Linked DNA regions of Homo sapiens: all the other regions are linked to region 2. A link is a contact called in ENCODE Hi-C or POLR2A ChIA-PET data. All regions are on one chromosome and are shown on one strand. The core of a region is the stretch at or near the end of the contact, and the rest is flanking DNA. Distances in the headings are between cores, read along the strand shown. Region 1 overlaps EPCAM-DT (EPCAM divergent transcript). Region 2 overlaps PRKCE (protein kinase C epsilon). Region 3 has its middle 59 kb from the start of MSH6.

Evidence for each region. A loop is a pair of places that touch in the nucleus more often than their neighbours do. ChIA-PET counts read pairs that join two places held with the same protein, here RNA polymerase II (POLR2A). Pooled maps may share reads with other maps.
Region 1: a loop to region 2 is called in a pooled map, with 30 times the contacts of the local background. The contact joins two enhancer-like sites. A Hi-C loop is called at or near these places in 3 of 37 single-sample maps with no recorded cell type and 4 of 50 pooled maps.
Region 3: a pooled map shows a loop between it and region 2 (8-fold over the local background). The contact joins two enhancer-like sites. A Hi-C loop is called at or near these places in 3 of 37 single-sample maps with no recorded cell type and 2 of 50 pooled maps. POLR2A ChIA-PET finds 5 or more read pairs at or near these places in 1 of 52 experiments (OCI-LY7).

What each region holds. Positions count from the first base shown.
Region 1 is chr2:47,308,369-47,311,608 of GRCh38, forward strand. All of the region lies in intron 3 of EPCAM-DT (EPCAM divergent transcript), which reads right to left. Among named protein-coding and RNA genes, the nearest start is that of BCYRN1, 25 kb to the right of the region's middle. RefSeq lists enhancers at 1,234-1,423, 2,684-2,753. Within about 2 kb of position 1,968, at least 26 of the 41 ENCODE cell types and tissues checked have a DNase peak (open chromatin) inside an H3K27ac peak, as active enhancers do.
Region 2 is chr2:45,727,904-45,731,079 of GRCh38, forward strand. All of the region lies in intron 1 of PRKCE (protein kinase C epsilon), which reads left to right. Among named protein-coding and RNA genes, the nearest start is that of PRKCE-AS1, 54 kb to the left of the region's middle. RefSeq lists enhancers at 1,834-1,913, 2,294-2,433. Within about 2 kb of position 1,353, at least 5 of the 41 ENCODE cell types and tissues checked have a DNase peak (open chromatin) inside an H3K27ac peak, as active enhancers do; they include OCI-LY7, where a contact is called at or near this core.
Region 3 is chr2:47,722,820-47,725,646 of GRCh38, forward strand. No RefSeq gene overlaps it. Among named protein-coding and RNA genes, the nearest start is that of MSH6, 59 kb to the right of the region's middle. RefSeq lists an enhancer at 1,426-1,875. Within about 2 kb of position 1,517, at least 4 of the 41 ENCODE cell types and tissues checked have a DNase peak (open chromatin) inside an H3K27ac peak, as active enhancers do; they include OCI-LY7, where a contact is called at or near this core.

The DNA.
Region 1 (3,240 bases), core at 718-3,217, 1.6 Mb after region 2:
ATCCATAATTACGAAATTGAGATAATCTTTTAAAACAGCTTGATATATTTCCTTCGTGTACAAGGTGTTTTTCAGAGGCCTGTGGATCCCAGCCCCTCCACCAGCTCCTGACTCATGAGCTTCTCCCGGAAGCTTCTCCCTTTACTCTCATGGGCAAAGACTTCCTCCCTCAATCCCTCAAAGTGACCCCACAAGGACATAAGGCTATACCCTGCCACCTTCTCTTTTTTTTTTTTTTTTTTTTTTTTTGAGATGGAGTCTCGCTCTGTCACCCAGGCTGGAGTGCAATGGCACGATCTCGGCTCACTGCAACCTCCGCCTCCCGGGTTCAAGCGATTCTCCTGCCTCAGCCTCCTGAGTAGCTGAGATTACAGGCACATGCCACCATGCCGAGCTAATTTTTGTGTTTTTAGTAGAGACGGTGTTTCACCATCTTGGCCGGGCTGGTCTCGAACTCGTGACCTCATGATCCACCCACCTCGGCCTCCCAAAGTGCTGGGATTACAGGTGTGAGCCACCATGCCCGGCTTATCCTGCCACCTTCTAGCCTCAACTGAAAGTCAGAATTCTGGAGCCAAATTTTGGAGACATGTGGAGAACTGATACACAACAATTGTTACACTCTTTCCTCACTAAACTTTTTAAATTTTTTTTTTCATTTTTTATTTTTGGAGACCGTGTCTTGCTGTCACTCAGGTTGGAGTGCAGTGGCACGATCACAGCTCACTGCAGTCTTGACCTTCCAGGCTTAGGTGATCCTCCCACCTCAGCCTGCCGAGTAGCTGGGACTACAGGTGTGCACCAGCACGCCCAGTTAGTTTTTGTATTTTTAGTAGAGACGGGGTTTCACCATGTTGGCCAGGCTGGTCTCAAACTCCTGACCTCAGGTGATCCACCCAGATGATCCACCCGCCTCAGCCTCCCAAAGTGCTGGGATTACAGGCATGAGCCACTGTGCCCAGCTGATTACTCTTGTCTCCTGCTAAATCACAGACGTTTGGGGAGTTCCTTCAGGACCCCAATAAACTTGTCTGTGGAGGCCTGGGGAGTCTCTTCAGACCCCCAATAAAATTTGTTTAATCCTAAATGGATCCTGTTAAGAATTCCTCCATTATTTTGTCACGCTTTAAGGCCCAGGAAAGGCCTAGGCAAAACTCTTGGTGGGCTTTTGTTACATTCCAGTCTTTGTATAAGGGCACTGGCCCTTTCAGCTTTTAATATTTAACTTAACTACTCAGTCAGTACTTTCACAGTTGTTATGGAAGCCTGAGGATCTTGCCACTGCGCTCTAGCCTGGGTGACAGAATGAGACCCAGTCTAAAAAAAAGAAAAAAGAAAGAAAAGAATGTCCTGTATTCACACAACCACCACAGAACTGGACCTTCTTGAACAGTGCAGCATGGCTCATTCCTTCATTCTTTGATATCCCAACCCCTGCTCAGCATCTGCAGCATGGGGCACAGAGCAGGCACACCCTCCAATGCTGCTCTGTTCACTAGACGGCAGCTTTCTCCTCAGCCCTCAGTGTTCGGCTTGTGCACAGAAAACGTGAATCTAGATAATAAGAGCAAAGAACATCTCCACGGGACATAAGTAAACCACCACACCCCACCCACCTCTATCAACCTTATCTGCTTACTTGGAGCTCTGATCTCTAACAGGCAATTAATCCTCCCTTGTGGAACTCAAAAGTCACCTACCCATTCCCCAGGGAGCTGGGTGATAAGAAAGCGCAAAGTTTAGGATTACTCTTTGATAAGAGTCTTGCTTAAACAAGATCACATACAAAAGCCTGTCTGATCCCCACACCCTTCTCCCCTGGCTCCCCTCTCTCCTTTCTTCCTCTCTTGCTTGTAAGATTGCAAGATTGTGCAAGCCAACCCACAGACTTGGGCTCTGAAAGGCCTAATGCAAATTGCTTTTAGACACACACATTTCTTTCCCAGCCCTCTGTATTAGTCCACTCCCCACCCAGCAGGCCTCACCCTTACCCCCTACCTGGGAGTTGACGCTTGGGGCTCCCCTGGGAGCTGATTGCCCTGGTCTGCTCCTGGCCACTTCCCATTGGTGCTTGCTCATTTACATTTTAAAATTAGAGCAGAGTTCAACACTGTGGTTGGCTTTAGTGGCTCTATGAATTGTCCTACCCTGGTGAGAAAAATGCAGACAATATAGCCACCTGGGAAAACTTTGCTCCTAAAATAGCGCAGCCCCCACAGCATTCTGGCAACAGGTTGCTCTGTGGTGAGTCTCTGGCTCTGGGCTGATAGAAACACCCGGGGATGTAAATAGCAATGAGAAAAGGCCACTTGTACCACGATGACGTTTCGTGTTGGCGGGTTCTACCCCCACCCCAACCCCACCTAAGTTCTCTATTTTTGTTTTGCTTAAACTTCAGCTCACAGCATAAACACCCAGGGTTGAGGCTCCATTCTGCCCTAGAGCTGTGAGTGCAGGGTGAGGGGTTGTGGTGTCCTGTTCCTCCTACCATGTCCCAGCCCCTCTGTTTCAGTCTCAGCACTGTCCTCCCAGACCCTCCCTTCTGAAGGTCAGTTCCCTCTGCTGCAAAGTGGGAATAACAGCATTCGTTGGGAGGGTTGAATGAGTTGACAAAACCCATGCCTGGCACAGTGCCCGCCTGTGGCAGGCTGCAGTGTCTCAGGCCATGATTAAGACAGGGTTGTGGCAGTGATGCAGGTGCACACAGTGGTGAAGAAGCAGACGGTGGGGACCCTCTTGGCAGTCCCCGACCACACAGATGCATGGCAGGACCAGGAGGTGGGGGGCCTCAGGCTGAAACGGCCATCTCCCCAACTCCTCCTTGTTTGTCGGATTCCAGGCCAGCGCCTGGCAGCCCTTCGGCACAGAACTTCTTGTACATTCCACAGCAAGTGAAAGGGCTTTTGTCCCCACACAGGAAGAACAAATGACAAAGGCAATTGTGTGTCTCCCCACGGGCCCACACAGCAAGCTTGGGAAGAGAAAATTCTTTCCCCAAGAGTCCAGCTTTGCTGGAGCGGTTGCAGTCACAGATCAGTCAAACTGTGGCACAGCTCTGGAAGAGTGTGGCATCTGAGCTCCCACATGTGTGGCAGGGTGCTCATCGCACGCCCAGCACACACACATGTGCACAAACTCCAACACATTGCTCCTGCCCAGACTAGCTGGGCAGTGCGTCACAGATGCTCTAGCTGCAGGGGCTCAGGAGGGCATCACACCCACCCCCTTCAGGAGGTTATG
Region 2 (3,176 bases), core at 103-2,602:
CGGCCTCCCAAAGTGCTGAGATTACAGACGTGAGCCACCGGGCCCAGCCAGGGCATGTATTTTTACAGTAAACTCTGGGAAGCCAAGATGGAAAATAAAGCCCTTACTGGCTTAAACCAGGCTGAGGGAGATGGTCTCTTGAGTAAACACCATGCCTCGCTTTCTGTTTAAGCGTATCTTTTCTTTTCAAGCCTGCTCCTTCTGTGTAAGTGTATTTTTCAAAGTGTGACTCCACATCCTTTCAGAAAGTCCTTCGTATCCCATCAAGGGAGTAAGGTGATGGGTGAGAAGCTACTCTAAATAAATTAAGGGTAGTATCTGTTTTGGCTTCAAAGGGCAAAGGATCAAGGTTAGGGCAAGTAGAAATTTCTCCCTCTTGATTTTAAGTGAAATTTTTTATTTTTATTTTTATAAGACCCTAATTGCCTGCTTCATACCTAGAAGGCCAGAAACATTCCTGGATGTTGGACTAGCAAGCCAGAGAACAATCTAAGCAATGCCATTTCACTGGCCCCTTCTTCACCAGAACCCTTCCCCCAATAGTCCCATGCCCAAACACACGCACTCTTCACAGTATCCTCTTGTGCATGCTGCTTGCTTTGAGGGTGGTGCAAGTGCTATTGGGTGTCATTTTATATTACAGTTGTAATGCCCACGTGCCGCTGGAATCTTTGTATCTTAGTCACAGACTTCTAGAGTGTCTGAGCTGGAAGGAACCTTCATTCTCAGCCCCTTGTTTTACAGATGGGGAACTGAAAGCCCCCAGGTTGCCTGACTGTAAGTTGAGGTCTGTCTTCACCAGTTCATGGTTTGTTTTCAGTATCTGAGCAATAACAGCTGCTAATTATTGAGGCCCTGTGCTGAGTGCTTTTCATGCATCATGTCACTTATTTTTCATAACAACTGTATGAGGAAGGTATGACCATCATCTCTCCTTTAAGGTTAGAGAGGTTGAGTAATGTGTTTAGAGTTGGGTGTTGGAGCTGGGTGTTAGCAAAGATTTGAACTCAGTATACGGTGGCACTGGGGCACTGGCTCCTAACTGGTAGGCTGTGCTGCACTGTGTTTGCCAAGTGAGGCTGCCTCTATTCCCACTTCTTCCCTCACTTCCCATCGTCTTTCTTTTTCACTGCCCCACCAGGGATCTTGCTCTCAACTTGCCAAGGTAGGATTCCGACCATGGCTACCATGATGACTTGGAAGCCTGGACTCCAAAGGAAGGAGTTCCAAAGCCTTGATCAATGGAACAGAGGCATTGTCCTTGGGACCCGAAGGAGCTGATACCACGTCACTTATACCAGGATCCTTGCTGGTTAATTCACATAGGGCGGTGGAGGACACAGTGCAGTCTCTGTTTGCACTGGCTTATGGGAGACTGAGCAAGATAGAGTAGAGAGAAAGTAGATGAAAGGTGCCATGAAAGCCATCCTCAGCTCAAGCCTGTGTCTTCTTAGCAGGGGTCATTGCATCCTCTTTATTATCAAAGGGTGTGATCCTAATACGCTTATGAGACAGCCAGTGTAGATGTGATATCAAGCCAGCTCGGCCCTCCCTGGAGCCTCCATCATATGCATCTATGTGTCCCCCTTCATTACTTTCCGATTCCTTTTCCCCCTCCTACAGCAATAGCCTGAAGGATATTTTTAGGCCCCAGTGAGGCTGTGATCACTGACCCTTGGCTTCTGAAAATTTTTACACCGTTTTGAAGGGATGTGCATACTCAGGAATACAGCTATTTTTGAATCTGTACTAGAGATTCTAGGCTGTATCCTCCATGGGGGCTTATTTTTTAAGTTTGAGCAGAAAATATTCCAAGGGACATTGGTAGTGTAATGGATGATGAGCCTGTATGCTGATGCTGATTAGGCCAGAGTGGGTCCAGACTGCTCTGGCCATCCTTGACCGGAGGAAGAACTAGTACGTCCACCTTGCCTCAAGGGGAGCAGATCTGTCAATGGCTCAAAGCCTGGAGTGCAGTTCCTACTAGCTCCACCTGGAGTCTTAAAAGAGGAACAGATCAGCATGGAGGAGATCTTTGGGTCCTGGGCATTTTGCATTTTTTAAGGGTATAGAGTCATACTTTTATAGTTCAACAACATTGACAAGAATGGATGTTTTGAGTCCGTTGGTTAACCTTGGATTTGAAAAGAGGAAGAAAAACAGAAACCACACATTAGCAGGGCAGCACTGAGGTTACAGTCATGTTACCATAGACGCCAGGCTTGAAGAGCCGTTTGGGGACAACAGAGCACAACACTGGAAAAATAAATTTTTTAGAGACAGGGTTCCGCTCTGTCACCCAGACTTGAGTGCAGTGGTGCTCACTGTAACCTCAAGTTTTTGGGCTCAAACAACCCTCCCATCTCAGCCTCCTGGGTAGCTAGGATTACAGGTGTGGGCCACCATACCCAGCTAATTTTTTATTTTTTATTTTTGTAGAGATGGAGTCTTGCTGTGTTGCCCAGGCTGGTCTCAAACTCCTGGCCTCAAGTGATCCTCCTACCTTGGCCTCCCAAAGCTCTGGGATTACAACTGTGAGCCACCAGTTGTAATTTTTTTTTTTTTTTTTTTCCCGAGACAGAGTCTCACCCTGTTGCCCAGGCTCGAGTACAGTGGCACAATCTCGGCTCACTGCGACTTCTGCCTCCTGGGTTCAGGCAATTCTTGTGCCTCAGCCACCTTAGTAGGTGGGATTACAGGTGTGCACCACCACACCTGGCTAATTTTTGTATTTTTAGTACAGACAGGGTTTCACCCCATTGGCCAGGCTGGTCTCAAACTCCTGGCCTTAAGCTATCTACCCGCCTCAGCCTCCCAAAGTGCTAGGATTACAGGTGTGAGCTACCATGCCTGGCAAGCACAACATTTTTAATTTTCAAGAGCTACCAGTTTCTTTTCTGTCTCTGAAGAGACACTTCTCCCAAGGAAATTTCCATTAAAAAATTAATTTTGTGTGTCTGCCCGACAGATCATGGGAGACAGAGTGCTGTTATTTGTAAAACATTTTTAAAAATACATTTTTACCTTTATGGAGCAATGATATTCCTGGATTTATCTAAAAGGAAAATCTGACTGGTGTGGAAGAACAAGTGGAAGCTGTTAATGAAAATTTTGAAGTGAAGGAAATAGGAATGTGGGAATAGTGGGAGCCTGGGTGTTCTCTAACCAGGGAGAAC
Region 3 (2,827 bases), core at 267-2,766, 2.0 Mb after region 2:
TGGATGTCATGAGAGCATTAGAGTTGCCTCACAATCCAGGTATTTTCTTAATTACAAAAGACTTTAAACCACCCCTCTGTCTTTTGGAGAGCCTTCCCGCTCCTGCAGTTGGCCAGTATTTACAATCAGACTCCGAAGTTTTCCAAGCTGCCATGATCCTTCAAGCTAACAAGAAACAACAAACAGCTGGGGAATATGTCTCTTCAACCTGCTTCTTTGACTTTAACAGAGCCTCACCTGTAGAGAAGTGGGGCCTTGGGATCTGGGAGCTGCTCCAGAACCCCCAACCTCTAGTCCTGCCAGGGAACAGCAACCTATCCAAGCCCTACTACCCAAGAACCCATCTTTCTTGTAAATCCTACACAGAAGATGCAGCCCCACCCTCCAAAACCAAGGGACCACTCAGTCCTGCTGACTCTATCCTCCGAAGCTTCTTGGATCAGCCCCTCCCACCAACCCTTCTGCTATTTCCATGTTTCAGACCTTCAGATGTTCTACCTCCAGCTAGAGCAACATCCTTCTAACTCCAGGCTTCTTCTGGTCCATTGAGATGACATAAGTCACTTCAGTTTACCACCTTCCAAAGACTCCCCATCACCTTCTGGTTAAAGTCCAACACCCTTGAAATGGCATTCATGGCCCTTCATGGAGCTCTCCTGGCCTGCCTGACCTCTCACCACCTCCTGCCTTGCACTTCACTGCGTACAGTCACTACACTGTCTAATATGGTAGCCACCAGCTGCAAGCAGCTCTTTAAATTTCATTATTTGATTTTAGACAGGGTCTCACTCTATCACTGAGGCTGGAGGGTAGTGGCGTGATGACGGCTTACGGCAGCCTCACCCTCCCAGGCTCAAGGGATCCTCTCACCTCGGCCTCCTGAGTAGCTAGGACTACAGGCATGCACCATCACGCCCGGCTAATTTTTTATTTTTTGTAGAGATGGGGTCTCACTATGTTGCCCAGGCTGGTCTTGAATTCCTGTGCTCAAGCAATCCTCACATCTTAGCCTCCCAAAGTGCTAGGATTACAGGCCTGAACCACTGTGCCTGGCCTAAGTTTTAGTTAAAATAAAATTAAAAATTTAGTTTCTCAGTTGCACTATCCACATTTCAAGTGCTTACTAGCTAGAGATTGCATACTGGACAGCATAGAAATAGAACATTCCCATCAACACAGACTTTTACTAGACAGCATTCCTCTAGAAACACCCAAGTGTTTTTATTTTTTTGCACACATCATGCTGTCTTGCCCTGCCAGGTCTTTGCTCATGCCTCTGCCCAAAAGATGCTTTCTTTTATCTTTTCACATGGGTGAGGCTTCGAGACTCAGCTCACAGGTCATCTCTAAGAAGACTTATTCGAATCTCCAGGCTGGGGCAAGTGCTTGGTTCCTGTGTTCTAATAGTTCCTTGTGTTAACTAATCTCTATCTGACCACTTAGCATTTGCTGATACTTCTGTCTCCTCCATAAGACTCTGAGTTCCTCTGGGGCAGGGCCGTGTCTTCGTCAACTCTGTATCCCCAGTGCCTGGCACAAAGCAGGTGTCCTTTGCCGTTGGTCGAACTCATCTGAGTGGAACTGTCAGTGGTGCATGACCATAGAACAGTACAAGTTTAATTGTGTATTAGTAAAGACTCCTATGTAGAGAGAAACAACCTCAACTCAAACCAGTCAAGAGAAAAGAGGAAGTAATGGTTCAATAATTGGGAAGCCCCAGGTTGGTTCTGACTTCATGCATGACTGGATCCAGTGGCTCAACACACGTTACCAGGGCCTGGTTCCCTCCCCAGCTCTTGGCTCTGTTGACTGCCCTGTAACATCCCTCTCAGGCAAGATGACCACGAGTACTGTTGGTCCTTAGTATCTCCAATTTAGCAACCTCAGTGAAGAGAGAAATTCTCTCTCAATTATCTACTTAGTGGTCTCCAGGATGATCCTGTTTGGCCTTGATTTGGTTGTGTGCCCTCCCTCCATGAATCACTGTGGACTGTGAAAAGGAGTAGTTTGTTTGGCTGTGTCATCCTGGCTTACGTGTCTGTTCCTGGGGTGAGAGTGGGGGAGATGAGTATATACGAGCATCATGATTGACAGCTTCACAGGCCACCTGGAAAAAGAAGGCGTTACCCAAAGGAACCAGAAGAATAGATTGCAGGAATAGTGGGAGATAGGGGCTTTACCTCCCACAGGCCCCGCTGCCCATTTGGAGATAGGAGGCAGGGTCAGCTGCTCTCTCAGTGACCTGGACTCCTGCTTGCTTTCTCTTGCCCTTTGTACTTTTCCCATGTAGACCAGAGTCCACTAACCCTCAGATTTCAAGCCACCAATCAGCAGGCTGCAAAGGATCTTGAATTTAGAAGATTTTGCTGGCCCGGAAATACATAGTGATGGAGCTTTGAAAGACAATGGGCCGGGCATAGTGGCTTAGGCCACCCATCACTTTGGGGGGCCAAGGCGGGCAGATCACTTGAGGCCAGGAGTTCGAGACCAGCCTGGCTAGCACAGCAAAACCCCATCTCTACTAAAGATACAAAAATTAAGCAGGTTTGGTGGCGCATGCCTGTAATCCCCAGCTCTTGGCTCTGTTGACTGCCCTGTAACATCCCTCTCAGGCAAGATGAACACGAGTACTGTTGGTCCTTAGTATCTCCAATTTAGCAACCTCAGGAGGCTGAGGCACGAGAATTACTTGAACCCGAGACGGAGGTTGCAGTGAGCTGAGATTGCGCCACTGAACTCCAACCTGAACAACAGAGTGAAACTCTGTCCCAAAAAAAAAGAAGAAGAAAGAAAAAAACTGGCCTCACTCTGGAAAGAACGCTTGTAG